Linked DNA regions of Homo sapiens: region 2 is linked to region 1. A link is a contact called in ENCODE Hi-C or POLR2A ChIA-PET data. All regions are on one chromosome and are shown on one strand. Each heading gives the region's core, a stretch centred on a gene start or an enhancer-like site at or near the end of the contact. The rest is flanking DNA. Distances are from core to core; before and after follow the strand shown.

Evidence for each region. Hi-C counts contacts between places; a loop is a spot of excess contacts on that map. ChIA-PET counts read pairs that join two places held with the same protein, here RNA polymerase II (POLR2A). Pooled maps may share reads with other maps.
Region 2: a loop to region 1 is called in a map with no recorded cell type, with 2.2 times the contacts of the local background. The contact joins two enhancer-like sites. A Hi-C loop is called at or near these places in 2 of 168 maps with a recorded cell type or tissue (Caco-2 and heart left ventricle), 1 of 37 single-sample maps with no recorded cell type and 3 of 50 pooled maps. POLR2A ChIA-PET finds 5 or more read pairs at or near these places in 1 of 52 experiments (PC-3).

Annotation. Positions count from the first base shown.
Region 1 is chr3:159,652,681-159,656,389 of GRCh38, forward strand. All of the region lies in intron 4 of IQCJ-SCHIP1 (IQCJ-SCHIP1 readthrough), which reads left to right. The region is part of intron 1 of SCHIP1 (schwannomin interacting protein 1); the gene reads left to right. Among named protein-coding and RNA genes, the nearest start is that of IQCJ-SCHIP1-AS1, 110 kb to the right of the region's middle. Within about 2 kb of position 1,676, at least 2 of the 41 ENCODE cell types and tissues checked have a DNase peak (open chromatin) inside an H3K27ac peak, as active enhancers do.
Region 2 is chr3:159,803,231-159,806,939 of GRCh38, forward strand. The region is part of intron 4 of IQCJ-SCHIP1 (IQCJ-SCHIP1 readthrough); the gene reads left to right. All of the region lies in intron 2 of SCHIP1 (schwannomin interacting protein 1), which reads left to right. LOC101928351 (a long non-coding RNA gene) reads right to left here. Exons shown (of 4, transcript XR_007096144.1): 2 at 1,481-1,698. Among named protein-coding and RNA genes, the nearest start is that of IQCJ-SCHIP1-AS1, 36 kb to the left of the region's middle. Within about 2 kb of position 2,086, at least 8 of the 41 ENCODE cell types and tissues checked have a DNase peak (open chromatin) inside an H3K27ac peak, as active enhancers do.

The DNA.
Region 1 (3,709 bases), core at 426-2,925:
TTGAAATGACATCTGAGCTGAAACCAGAAGGGCAGGAGTGAAAAAAGCCACATAAGAGGGTGAGGCATTGGAGGCACAATGAGAAAAACAAGGATGAGGTGATCTTTAAAATTGACCATTTAGGACTAGTTTGTAATGATAAATTATTCTCACTTCTTTAAAAATGATCTATTTCTTCAGCAACATGGATAAAACTGGAGATCACTGTGTTAAATAAAATAAGCCAAGCACAAAAAGACAAAAATTGTGTGTTCTCAGTCATCTCTGGGAGCTAAAAAAGTGGATCTTATAAAATTTGAGAGTAGATTGGTGGTCGACAGAGGCCAGGGCAGGTATGGCGAAGGAGGGGATGAAGAGTTTGATCAAGGGTACAAATATACAGTTTGAGAGGAAATAAGATCTACTGTTTGGATGCTGGCAAGGCTGTGGAGAAATAGGAACACTTTTACACTGTTGGTGGGAGTATAAATTAGTTTAACCATTGTGGAAGACAGTGTGGTGATTCCTCAAGGATCTAGAACCAGAAATACCATTTGACCCAGGAATCCCATTACTGGGAATATACACAAAGGATTATAAATCATTCTACTATAAAGACCCATATACACCTATGTTTATTGCAGCACTATTTACAATAGCAAAGACTTGGAACCAACCCAAATGCTTATCAATGATATACTAAATAAAGAAAATGTGGCACATATATACCATGGAATACTATACAGCCATAAAAATAATGAGTTCATGTCCTTTGCAGAGACATGGATGAAGCTGGAAGCCATCATTCTCAGCATACTAACACAGGAACAGAAAACCAAATACCTCATGTTCTCACTTATAAGTGGGAGTTGAACAATGAGAACACATGGACCCAGGGAGGGGAACATCACATACAGGGGCCTGTTGGGGGGTGGGGGGTAAGGGAAGGGAGAGCATTAGGACAAATACCTAATGCATGAAGGGCTTAAAACCTAGATGACAGGTTGATAGGTGCGGCAAACCACCATGGCACATGTATACCTATGTAACAAACCTGCACATTCTGCACATGTATCCCGGAACTTAAAGTAAAAAAAAAAAAAAAAAAGATTTGATAGATCAGTAGGTGAATCTAGTTTACATTCATCTACTGTATATTTCAAAAGAGGTAGAAGAGAATAAATTGAAGGTTTCTAGCATAAATACAAATATTTAAGGTGATGGATATCCCAATTACACCCATCTCATCTTTACAAATTATATGACTGTATTAAATTATCTCATGTACCCCCTAAAAATGATCAGTTTAAGAGTCTAGTCTCAGATTTTGCTATCTAAAATATACTATCATACATTCTGGGGTAAATTGCCTTTAATACTTGATGTCCTGCTTTTTATCTTTTTAAATACAGATTTTTTTCTTTTAATTGCTTACTTACAAATAATTAGGAAGATATTCACATGCAAATCGCATAAAGATGTCAGAGAAACTCCCTAGTCCAGCTTCCTCCAAGAGTATCTTCCTCCAAGATACTCTTCTGAGTTGTAGAATTTTAACATTAATAAAAAATGAACCACTTTTTACTCTGGCACCATGCTCTTTCCCCCTTGCAACCTCACTCATTCTCTCTCCTATTCATCACTAGTTCATTTTTCCCAACTCTCTATCAGATTTGGCACTCACTTTTTATTTACCGTTTGACTCTGCAGACCCATTTAATTTGCTGAGTCACCTTGGACTTCAGTTTCTGCACCTATAAAATTATGTGGCTGGCCTAGATTATCTATAAAGTCTTTTTCAAGTCTAACATTTTTCTGGTCTACAATTCACTATCTACAAACCCCCCACTTATATATATTATCAGTCATCTCTCCACCTCCTTACTCCCTGAGTGTGTTGGCCTGCATATGTCTGGTGCCTATAATTTGAGGATATGAGTCTGTGTGAAGAAGGTGATGAAAGCAGGTGGAAGGAGGGTGTTGAGTGTATGTGAGCTCCACAGAGGTGGCAGGACAGCAGGGAGTCAGTAGGGGCCCATGGGGAATTGGGGTCAGCATGGATGGAGCTACGGGACACTTCAATTTCAATTACTACCTCCTTGAAAAATGAAGCTACTTTACAACATGATCTATGACTTTAAGTAAAAAAAAAAAAAAAAAAAAAAATCCTCACAAACCATGCGAAGACAATCTGTACACATTCAAAGTGACATACTGATTTGTCACCAGCTGGTTGACAGTAAGCAGTGCTGACCAGAAGTGATAGGACTGGCTACCCTGAGGCCCTTCATGTCACCTTAGTGTCTGCTGCCCACGAACTGCCTCCCTTCATAAAGCAGGAAGGCTGTGCTGCCAGTCACTTACTGTCCCTATTGAGCACAGTACAGTATAGTCATTAAGAAGATGAGTTCTGGGTTCAACTCCCAGCTCTACCATTTATTTGTTGTATGACCTTAACTAAGTCACTTGAATTCTCTAAACTTACTTCATAGGTTTTATGAAAATTGAATATAAAATATCTGGCATATAGCAAGTGTTTAATATGCTACCAGTTACTACTGTTGTATAGTTGATAAGACTTTGGTGTTAATTAACTTGCATTTGCATCTGTAAGTATGAAATGAAAGCCTGTGAACAATTTTCAGATGTCAACAAGTAGGTGGAAAGACATTTTGGGGCAGAAGATTCTGAAGCATGCGACAATGGTAGCAGTAGTAGTAGTGATGATGATGATGATGATGGTGATGATGATGATGATGATAGCTACCACTTATTAAGAACTAACAAGGGGCCAGGCACTATGAGGCTGGCTGGAATGCTTAGCTCTCTCGGGTAGGACAACACTTAAGTCCCTGGTCCTTCTCAGTGCTGGGTGATGAATCAGAAGCTGGAGATAGGAATGTTACCAAGAGAGAAGGGGACATAGAACCAATGAGAAAGAAACAGCAGGCCGAGCGTGGTGGCTCACACCTGTAATCCCAGCACTTTGGGAGGCTGAAGCGGGAGAATCATGAGGTCAGGTGTTTGAGACAAGCCTAGCCATCATGGTGAAACCACATCTCTACTAAATATACAAAAAATTAGCTAGGCATAGTGGAAGGTGCCTGTAATCCCAGCTACTCAGGAGGCTGAGGCAGGAGAATCCCTTGAACCCAGGAGGCGGAGGTTGCAGTGAGCTGGGATTGTGCCACTGCACTCCAGCCTGGGTGGCAGAGTGAGACTCCGTCTCAGAAGAAAAAAAATAAAAGTAAAGAAACTGCAAAGCATTAGAGTGGGTGCTTTGACAGTTAATGGACTAGTTCTTCAAGGATGAATGAGAGTTTTCCAGAAGGAAAGATGGGGTAACAGTATTTCCAGCAAAGAGAACAGCAGTCCCAAGGCAAAAAGCTGTGGATGGCCTGGCTGTTCAGGGAAGAACAGATGTTTCATTGTGTGGCATAGACTTCAGAGACCTGAGGACAGATCTGGTAAGAAGAATCTTCTATGGTAAGCAAATTGGAAGGGGATGGAATTTACATTAAATGAGTACCTACGATCTGTCAGGTGCTCTGGGTACTTCATATACATGAACTCAGTAATCCCCAAACATCCTATGAGTAGGAATCATTCTCTCTCTCTTACAGATAGGGAATCCAAGTTCAATAAAGGTTGACATTTCCAGAATCTCACAGTTACTTAGTGCAGAACTGGTGTTACACCCTTTGGTGTTCCTGACTCCTAAGCCCATGTT
Region 2 (3,709 bases), core at 836-3,335, 150 kb after region 1:
AAAGGAGAAAATATATTGGGGAAAGACTAATAAAGTATCCCATAGAAAGAATCAATGAAAACGAGTTAACCATGCAACATAGAAAGATTACTTCCATTCCAGCCTCTATTCCAGAATACCTACCAAGTCCTTTGCCTAGGATAGGAATTCTAGAACAGACGTGTGGGTGTAAGTCCTAAACTTTAACTCTGAGCACCTGTTTTTCAGTGAATGATAAAAATTGTTAGGAGCCCACATCTTTAAAAAGAAAGGCAAAGATAACCATATCCTTTATTTTTTTGAGCAGCTCCTTTGCACACTGCTTCACTACAAATAAGACCTACCTAAGGAATTAGATCATGCACTAAGTCCAAACCTGCAGTTACTTCAGAAGCTTGTGACTTCCATTAGAAAGTCTGAACTCTCTAACGTAGATACAGACCCTGCATGTGGGGGTTGAATTTCAAAGTTCTTGTGCTGCTTTCATTGGCATGCACCCAGGGAAGTGTATGTATACATTGGGAATGTTTAGGGACCTGGCTACTTCTCTGTTTTCTTCTGTCACAGCGTTCCTTCGTCCAGGGGAATACTGAAATAATAATTCTAGCAACAATTTTTTAAATGCCAAACCAATTACATGTATATTTCACTTAAGCTTCAGAGCAGCCTGAATGGTAGGCTTTATCCATTCCCATTTTACAGATTTAGAAGCTCAGAAACAAAGTCACACAACTAGTAAGGAGATGTGCCAAGATTTAAACTTAGATCTGTTGGACTCCCAAATCCATACCCTGCATCACGATGGCCTCACACCTTTGAAAAATAGTACAATGACCCTTTTGATGTTTCTTTTTTGTATAATGACCTAAGGAAAGCAGAGAGGTCAAGTCAACTTTCCCTGGTCCCTGCAGTTGTAATAGGGCTCCCTTCACCCTCTCAGTGATTCTTTACTGAGTTAGAGGTAAAACCCCACAATGAACTATAGGAAATCCCACTCTTTTAGAGCTCTGAGTATTTAGAGACTGATTTGGGCTGAGCAGGTGAGGGAGATTGGTAGCAGAGAGCTGGAACTGGAGGCCTGTTCTCTCTGTCAGTTCATTACTTTCAAAGGTCTGTTGCAGGGAGCCTCCTTGTCCTCCCAGTGTAAGGAAATATAATTGTGATCAATACATTTCCAAAAAATATATCTCCACTGCTAAGGACATGGTAAGGAAATGGAACAAATTAATAAAAAGGGCTTCTCAGCCAACTGGAAAAGAGGCAGGCCATGAGTATACAATGTCTTCCTCAGTTTTTCTTCCCCAGTTAAGCATTCTGGGTCCCCTCCCTCTCATTTATTTGCTGCTGTGATGTCTGCAGGGTAGGGTGAGCTGGCATAAAGTTTATTAAATAGTAGCTTGCAGATCACTTGCTACCACATTTTCCAAAGCTTGCCTTTGTCCCCTCGGTGTATACTTGAGATGCCTTCAGTCAGATGAAAATCATGGAAAACCAAACTAACCTGGCTTCACAGTGATGAGATTGGTTGGCTCCTGGTTAGGAAAGGCTTCAGAATGTGTTTGTTTCATTGGCCCAATGGGGCATCACCAGGAATGCTGTTATTTTTTTTCTTTAAACTTCTCTGCTCTGTTTTTTGCCGTCAGTTTCATTTACAGCTATCCTCCCACACCTTCCGGTTGCCAAATGATTTTCCTTTCCTTTGAGTTTATTCATCACTGTCTAGGGAGAGGGAGAAAAAGAAATGGTCACTTCCAAGAACTCTCTCAAAAGAGCCAGGAACTATTTTCCCAGTCATCCTCAGCAGATTTCTCCTCAATCTCATTGGCCCAAATAGGGTGTGGTGTTTATCCTTGAACCCGTAAGTGGAGCCAGGGGATGGGATAATGAGCCACAAGCCCTACCACCTGATCAACTTCCCCCAAGCACCTGGGCTTTGCAGGAGGAATTGAAGGTGCTCAAATAAAAGTTAAGGTAGTTACTAAAAGAAGGAGAGTGGTGTTGGAAGAGCAACTACAGTGCCTATTAGACTCCTGCTGTTCTGAGAATCAGCTCCAACCCACTCCTAGCAGCACCCAAGGAACTGGGGCTCCTAGCCTGACTCACAACTCTTGGAAGCTGCTGACCCCTAGTGTCTGAGGAAAGCATCGGCTCTAGAATCCAGAGGCATGGGTTTACCTCTCATGAGAATCACAGCGGCTGTGACACACTCACACACACAAGGAGGTTGTAAGCAAATTAAAACCTTTAGAAGTACTTTAATGAGTAAGTGAGTTTAATTGAAAGTCTTCCAAAGACACTGTAAGACTTAGGCCTCCCTCACCTTGCTGATCAGCAACCTCAGAACACTCTCTGTAGTCCTTTTCACACCTGTAAATTGTCATCCACAGTGTGTCTTTCTCTCTAGACAGAGGGTGTGCTTTTTGAGGGTGGGGCCTAAGTGCAAAACACCCAGCTCCTCACCTTGAACTCCTGCATGCTTAGTAAACACTTGTATGAGTAAACGAAAGACCCAACTGTTGTTCAGCTCTCCTTTCCTCTCCCCTTCCATAGCCATGGCTTTCTCTTATAAATATCAGCTCTACCAGCTTAATTGTACTCCTTTTTTTTTTTTTTTTTTGAGAGGGAGTCTCGCTCTGTCACCCAGGCTGGAATGCAGTGGAGCGATCTCGGCTCACTGCAACCTCCGCCTCCCAGGTTCGAGCAATTCTCCTGCCTCAGCGTCCCGAGTAGCTGGGACTAGAGGTGCCTGCCACCCACACCCAGCTAATTTTTGTATTTTTAGTACAGATGGAGTTTCACCAAGTTGGCCAGGCTAGTGTCAAACTCCTGACCTCAGGTGATCCACCCGCCTCGGCCTCCCAAAGTACTGGATTACAGGCGTGAGCCACCGCGCCTGGCCAATTGTATTCCTAATAGGACAACTAAGCAATCAATTGTGTTTTGAAGCTGCATGTTATACGAATGGGAAAATATTCCAACAACCCCAAATACACATCTAAGCAGCTGCTTTTGTGTTGTGGAATACCCACTATCTGGTCAGTAGAGAAAGCAGAATTTTTTATTATAAGCAGATCAACATTGCTACTGTGAATTCTTTGAGCAGTAGGCAAAGCTGTGTTAGAATGGGTTCTTCTTTGGTCTGTATGTGGCAGGTAACAGGACTTCTCCTGTGCTTCATGATTTGGGTTAGGAAGAGAGAGGAAAGGCAACAACATGGTAATTATAATATAGAATGACTCAAGACAAGAAAGAATAGGTTTTTGTTTTGTTTTGCTCTTAATTGACTTGTAATTCAAGCGTGAAATGTGGCAGCTTTCAGGATTGGAGAAACTTTGCACAAACCCAATATTAGAAGTTAACTGCCATTAGCTGTGGAGGGCACCAAAGGACAGAGAGGATTTCTCAATCTGGGAGCTGAAGGCGAGTTCTGGGGAACAGCAGCAGCCACAGCTGTAGAAATCCTGACAGCTGTTCAGTCTTGGCAGGCAGGGCTGCTGCTCACACTGGAGAAGCTGCGGGGCTTCCTGAGCAGGGCCCTCCACTCGCGTGGTGCCTGTAAGACCTGCTCTGGAGTGGAGGCATGCACCATCTTTCTTTTCCCCTTTTCACAGAGGAGGAGAAAAATGGGCAGATAAGTATCATAGCGGTCAGGTAGGTCATGGGATAGGGAAAAAAATCAATCATTGAAAAGGAGTGACTGGAAAACCACACTGTAACATTGTGCCCTAAA